Regions from separate parts of the Homo sapiens genome. Here region 1 is linked to region 2. The links are chromatin contacts, found by Hi-C or POLR2A ChIA-PET in ENCODE. All regions are on one chromosome and are shown on one strand. Each heading gives the region's core, a stretch centred on a gene start or an enhancer-like site at or near the end of the contact. The rest is flanking DNA. Distances are from core to core; before and after follow the strand shown. Region 1 holds the start of TSPAN32 (tetraspanin 32). Region 2 holds the start of PRADX (PRC2 and DDX5 associated lncRNA).

Evidence for each region. Hi-C counts contacts between places; a loop is a spot of excess contacts on that map. ChIA-PET counts read pairs that join two places held with the same protein, here RNA polymerase II (POLR2A). Pooled maps may share reads with other maps.
Region 1: a loop to region 2 is called in a map of heart right ventricle, with 9 times the contacts of the local background. The contact joins the promoter of TSPAN32 here to the promoter of PRADX in region 2. A Hi-C loop is called at or near these places in 2 of 168 maps with a recorded cell type or tissue (heart right ventricle and naive thymus-derived CD4-positive, alpha-beta T cell) and 4 of 50 pooled maps. POLR2A ChIA-PET finds 5 or more read pairs at or near these places in 2 of 52 experiments (HEK293 and naive thymus-derived CD8-positive, alpha-beta T cell).

What each region holds. Positions count from the first base shown.
Region 1 is chr11:2,300,763-2,303,995 of GRCh38, reverse strand. It overlaps TSPAN32 (tetraspanin 32), which reads right to left and starts at 1,983. Exons shown (of 10, transcript NM_139022.3): 1 at 1,781-1,983; 2 at 1,038-1,152. The coding sequence starts at 1,846. It overlaps C11orf21 (chromosome 11 open reading frame 21), which reads left to right and starts at 2,078. Exons shown (of 4, transcript NM_001329958.2): 1 at 2,078-2,240. The coding sequence starts at 2,188.
Region 2 is chr11:1,758,761-1,761,956 of GRCh38, reverse strand. PRADX (PRC2 and DDX5 associated lncRNA) reads right to left here and starts at 1,609. Exons shown (of 2, transcript NR_182291.1): 1 at 763-1,609; 2 at 1-638. CTSD (cathepsin D) reads left to right here. Exons shown (of 9, transcript NM_001909.5): 2 at 489-648; 3 at 2,318-2,441; 4 at 2,870-2,988.

The DNA.
Region 1 (3,233 bases), core at 734-3,233, 540 kb before region 2:
GGGGGCTCTGAATGGGCCTGTCTCTCCATCAGACGGCCCTGAGGGAAGGAGGAGGGAGGTGGGACTCGTTCAGCCTGGGGGACTGCCCCTCCTTCCCTCTTTTCCTCCCTGCCCTCCATGCCTGTGGGGCTATCTTGGAAGCCACATGCTCCCTGCCATGCCCTAGTGACAAGTGGCCGGACTGGAGCTGTAATCTTATCAGTCTGGACCTGGACCTGGGCCCCAGGCATCCTCCTGCCATGTCCTAGTGACAAGTGGCCGGACTGGAGCTGTAATCTTATCAGTCCGGACCTGGACCTGGGCCCCAGGCGTCCTCCTCCAGGGAGGCCCTGGTCCTAGGACTTGGGGAAAAGCATTGGGTTCTAAGGCAGTATCCCTGACCTCCTGGGCCTCAGTTTCCCTACATCTGCCCACCGGGCTGCAGCCTTCCTGGGCCCCCTGAGCTCCTGCCTGAGAGTCCCCTGCAGATCTGGCTCTGACATCCCCTCATTAAAGGGGCCTTCCTCAGCCTTACCCCTGAGTGGCCCCAGCAGGCTCTGGCCCTCGCTCCCGCTCTCTGGATGTTGGATAAGTCGCTGCTGAGTCCCTGCAGGGAGGCGTCTGGCTAGAGCAGCCCCCACCCCCTCCCCACCCACATCCCAGGTCCTGAGTGGAACATCAGCCATGTGGAGCCCTCATGGACCTGCTGTGCCCAGCCCCAGGCCAGTCCCAGGCCTGCCTGGGACTGAGCCCTGACTGCACAGAGCCAGGTCCTGACCGCACAGAGCCACTTCCTGACCCTGCCCGACATATACCCACACTGTGCCCACGCTCCTGTGGGGCACGAGAACCAGGCAGGAACACTGGCTGTCACCCAGACCCGAGGCCCTGCCCAGGGGAGCTAGGACTCCAGGGCAGCCCCTCCCTGCCCCTGACCACCTCTGGCTCCTGCCTAGGGCCTGGCACCATTCTGGCTGTGAGGCGTCCAGCTGGGCTCGTGCCAGCCACCCTTGCACCCGAGGCCCCTCCCGATGCAGCCAGGCCTGGACCTCACTTACCCCATTGGTGCACAGCCTGGTACGGGTTCTTCTCCAGGGACGCTCGGCGGATGACAGCAAAGTGGGCCCCGAAGTAGGTAAGAGTCACCATGGTGGCCACAGAGAGGCCCAGCAGCTGTGGATAGGGCAGACTCAGAGTGTGGGGCATGGGACTGCTGCAGGAGCAGGGAGCTCGGCCCCAGCGGGCAGGGTTGGGGCTCTCTCCAGCTTCCCGGTCCCGTGAGAGACAGGCTCAGCTGCAGGGATTCCCGGTGTTTCCGTGGAGTGGTCTCAGGAGGCCTTCACTGCAGACGCCCCAGCACACTCACAGGCACCCCCACATGGTAGACGCATACACGCACAGCCCAGCTTCCCCAGACACCCAGGACCTCTGATCATTGTGTCTACGGAGTGGGAGTGAGCCCCACCCCTGTGCCAGCACCCTCCGGGGCAGGAAGGGGAGAAGATCCCTGGAGCCCGGCAGCCAGTGCCCCTCCACCCCAGCTCGCCCCAGGCCTCAGCCCCACTCAGGCCTCCTCCAGGCTCTGTGCTGCCCCTCAGGAGGAGAGACGGGGTTGCTCATGGTGGTCCCTGCCTGCCTGCGGCTGTCTGCAAGGGCAGGACACATGTCTGCAAGGGCAGGACAGGGACAGTAGGGCTGGTGTGTGTGTCAGGGGAGGGATAATCCCTGTGCTGAGGCCCTGCCACCCCTCACCCCTGCTCACCCCCACCCACCACCCACTCCTGCCCGACCTGCCTGTTACCAAGATAAAGAAGCAGGTGACCAGCATCTGGCATTTGGCAACCCTGACTCGACTCCAAGGCCCCATGACGGTTCCTCTCCTCTCCTCTCCTCCCCTCCCTTCCCCTCCCTGTGGTTTCCAGCTGGGCAGGGGCCTCAGACCGCAGCTCACTGCCCAGGAGGTAGGCTGCATCCGCCCCTCTGTCTGTCTGTCAACATCGCCCTAGGACCGAGCTGCTGGGTGCCCCGGAAGAAGGGCAGGCAGGAAGGGGAGGGGCAGTGAGGTTGGCTCCCCCCACCACCTCACCCTGGTGCCCCCAGCCCAGCCCAAGACACCAGGGCATTTGCTGACATCTGAGGCCCTTCCCAGGAAGACATGGCCTCGTTCTTGGTGTGGCCACTGAGGACGGCGCTGAGAGGGGGAAAGTCATGGGCAGGACCTGGTGTGGGATGTGGAGGAGACGGCGCCCGGGGAGGAGGAGGTGAGCTCCCCGTCCTGGGAGTGAGCAAGTGTGGACTGGGCCTTGGGGGCGTAATCCTTGGAGGAATTTGGATGGGGTCTCCTTGGAACATCATTATTGAGGTGTTCTTAGGAAACACCCTTTGAAATGTCCTGTGACAGCTTAAGTTTTGAGAAGGTCGTTGGTTTTAATGCCTTCGTGGGCGGCACTCATGGATATTTTGTCGCAGAGCCTTCTTGGGGCCACAGGGGTGGGCTGGGGCCTCGCTCACACTCACGTGGGGCCTCCAGGGGGAGGCTTTGTAAACCTCGAATTTGCAATTACACCGAGCCGTGTAATTACGTATGGGTGGGGGCAGCGCTGCGGCCCCAGTACAGGCAGGGTTTCCGTGGGCCTCTGGGGCAGGGTGGGCCTGAAGAGGGTGAAAATGTTCCAGGTGAATCCATCATTCAGGGACCACTCCGGGCCCTCCCAGGAGTGCTAACAGGCGGCTCTGCTCGCCCCTCGGTGCTGGAATTGCTCCTCCTGCATTTGGTCAGGACCTCATCAAGGGGGAGGGGGCCCCAAGACCTGCAGGCATGGCAACCCCAGCGTGGCTGTGGGAAGAGGGCCCAGCTGCCGCCCGCTCAGGAACGCTGCTGGAGGAACTGCTGAGGCCACCGCCTCCCTCCCTCTGCGGAGGGAGAACCAGGAGAACCAGGAGGGACAACCAGGACCCCCGTCCAGCCCAGCACCCCCAGGCAGCACCCTCTGCAGCTCTGGCCCCCAGGAATTCCCACCCTGAGTCTGTGGGGGCTTGTGGAGACCTCAGATGCCTGGCACCCACAGTGTCACTTCAGCTGGGGGCCTAGGTGTGGCTCAGACTGGGGCGCAGGTATGAATGTAGGGGTGGCAACAAGAGTGAAGGTACCAGGTCTAGGGGCAGGAGGCCCCCGGGCTGTGCAAGTGGGCAGCCCGTCCTCTCCAGGGAAGATGAGCTGCTCTTGGCTATGTCTGGTTCGCCCCTAGAATTGT
Region 2 (3,196 bases), core at 360-2,859:
CAGGTGTCTGGGGGTGGAGAGCAGGTGTGATGGGGGCTGGGTACAGTGGGCTGCCTCAGAGCACTTTGGGCAGGAGTGACAGGTACCCGCCAGCACCCTGAGCAGCCATGCTGGCCACCATCCTGGAAGAGACCAGCGCAGGTGCAGAGGGAGGACGGGAGACCCTTGGGGGCTTTGGAGCCTCCAGAATGGCTGAGGAGAGGAGGGTTGGGCACACTGGCCCCCAGGTTGGGTGTGTGGGGCTGAGGTGGGTGGCGGGTGACCACTTCTTAGGACTGTGGCCTGTGCAACCTGGCGGGGGGCAATGGGTTGCCATTCACTGACTTGGGGGAGCTGGGCCAGCAGTTTCCAGGTGACAGGCAGGAGTTTGGTTTTGGCTGTGGCGACTCTGAGATTCCCCAGGGGCCTCCAGGTGGATGTGCAGCATTGGCAGCGTCGGCCGGCAGGCGGGAGGGCCTCCCTGATATGCCCCGACCCGTGGTTGACAGGATCCCGCTGCACAAGTTCACGTCCATCCGCCGGACCATGTCGGAGGTTGGGGGCTCTGTGGAGGACCTGATTGCCAAAGGCCCCGTCTCAAAGTACTCCCAGGCGGTGCCAGCCGTGACCGAGGGGCCCATTCCCGAGGTGCTCAAGAACTACATGGACGTGAGTATGAGGTCTTAGCCCTGCTGCAAGCGGAGCCACTGTCAGGAGAGCTCCGTGGCAGTATGGGGAACATTCCCACCTCCTGTTCTCAGCAGCGCAGTTTGAGTGGCTCACCTGGCCACGGTGGCGTCCCGGCTCAGCCACACTCCTTTCTTCCCCATTCTGGAACCTCCTGCCACTGGCCCCTGTCATTGCAGGGTCTTGGTCCTGCTAGGGCCTGGGAGGGTGATTGGGAGTGGCCTCGGGCCTTGGTGCCAGCTCGCCTGAGGGGGCGGTCCTTGGGCCTGCCTGAGTGTGGCCGGCTGACCTGGAGCCTTTCACTGCTGTCCTGCTGGGAGGCCTGTGGTGACTCGTGGCCTCCCCAGCCCCTCCCCATCTTCTTCCTCTCGCAACAGCCCCTCCTGTGCCCACTACTCCTTCAGGGGGAAGCAGGATCCAAGGTGGAGCACTCTGGAAGCCACCTAGCAAGCTGGGGCTTGGTCAGCCTGGTCCCAGCTCTATGGGGTCAGTTCGAGGCCAGGGCCTACTGTCCAGCCTCGGGGCTCTGGCCCACTGTGGGGGAGCCTTGCCCTCTGTCCTGCTTGGCCCGAGTCCTGGCTGTGACAGGAAGCCCAAGACTCACAGGCATGTGACTGGGCCAGGGGGGCCCTGGGGGGAACCAGGCGCCGTGTGCCTGGTCCCGACTGGCCAGTTCCTGATTGTCCTAGCGCGCGAGCAAGCAGATGCACGCATGCGCACACATGCACACACACACATGGAAATTTGCTGAGTGTCCCCCTGCCAGTGGTCACTTCTGTGGGGCCATGAGTCAGCAGCTGCTGCTGCTCCGTGAAGCCAGGCGGTTGGAGAAACATTGGGCTGGGCTGGTGCCAGGAATCTGGTGGCTGACGGTGGCCCAGGCTCCAATCCTGGGGGAAGCGGGCGCCCAGGCGACCCCAAACTCCAGGACCCTCTTACTCTCTGCCTCCTGAGAGGCTCGGCGGCATGGGACCCCTTGTACTTGCCTGATCCCTGAGTCAGCACCCCCACCTGCGCCTGCTATCCCTGTGTACACACGGGGAAACTGAGGCCCTGGGCCATTAAGGCAGGGTTGCTGGGCAGGCAGTGATTGTAAGGCTTACCTTCTCCCCTTGACCAGCTGAACCCCTCTGCCTGGAAGCCCTCCAAGCCTGGGGTTCACCCTGGAGGGCAGGGCAGGCACTGAGACACCCAGAATCAGACCTTGACATGGCCCCAACCTGGGGAGGAAGTCACTTCCTTTCTCAGACCTTGGACTGCGGGCCACCAGGGGAGTCTTCCAGGCCGGGCTTTCCTGCACCCGGGGCTCAGGCTGAGGGCCACGTCTGTCCCCACCCTGGCTTGACCTCTGGCCTTGTCTTTTCCGTGGGGAAGTCCTCAGCCTCACCATGTATTGAGCAGGGGTAGGTGACAGAAGCCAGGGGTCTAGAGACCCCAAGTACCCGTGGGCATTAGGACCGAGGGCTGGGGACCTGGCCCATCTTCCCTGCAGGCTGAGCAGGTGGGAGTGGGTGGCTGTTGGCAGCTGTGGGCCCCGTGATGCCCCTCCCTCCAGTATGGGCCTTGGCTCTGGGGACAGCCGGGCCTTCTGAGGCCCAGTGGGGAGATGGGGCCCCCTCTCCCATCCCTGACGGACCCTGTCCCCTGCCAGGCCCAGTACTACGGGGAGATTGGCATCGGGACGCCCCCCCAGTGCTTCACAGTCGTCTTCGACACGGGCTCCTCCAACCTGTGGGTCCCCTCCATCCACTGCAAACTGCTGGACATCGCTTGCTGTGAGTCACGAACCCTGGCCCCGTCGCCCAGGTCCTGCCCTTCCGGGATGTCGCTGCAGGGCTGCCTCAGGAATCACTTGGGCAACGCAATTCTCCTGCCTCTTGGCCCCGTGAGCCAGGCCAGCCCTCCACCCTGCTCCAGCCACTGACTTTCTGGGTGAACCACCAGCTGTGGTCTTGCTCTCAGCAGGGCTGGGGCTGGGGTGGCCACAGAGGGAGCCGGCTGTGGCTGGGAGGGAGGCCCGGGGTCACAGCCCACAGTCCCGGGGCTCTGGCATGATGGTGGGCCTCAGATCCCCTCCAAATCCCACCCTGGGGAGGCAGCTTGGGGGGTGCGGGCTCCATGGTAGATTGTAGGGGGATGGGAGGGCTAAGGCCGTGGCGTGGGCTGCGGGATGACCGGCGGGCCCCCTTGTCGCCCGGGGCAGGGATCCACCACAAGTACAACAGCGACAAGTCCAGCACCTACGTGAAGAATGGTACCTCGTTTGACATCCACTATGGCTCGGGCAGCCTCTCCGGGTACCTGAGCCAGGACACTGTGTCGGTGAGTCCCTCTGGGGCCTTTCCCAGGACTCGAGGGTGCCAGGGTGTGGGGTTCACCCACCGTGGGTATGTGGTTGAAAGGGAGGGCTCGGTGATCCCAGCCCAACCCCAGCCCTCAGGTGGCCGGGGCAGTCAGCAGGGTGAGGAGGGGTCTGGGAATGGGCCTGGTTGTGTGCAGGCTGGAGGGACAGCCTCAAACCCAGGGGGTA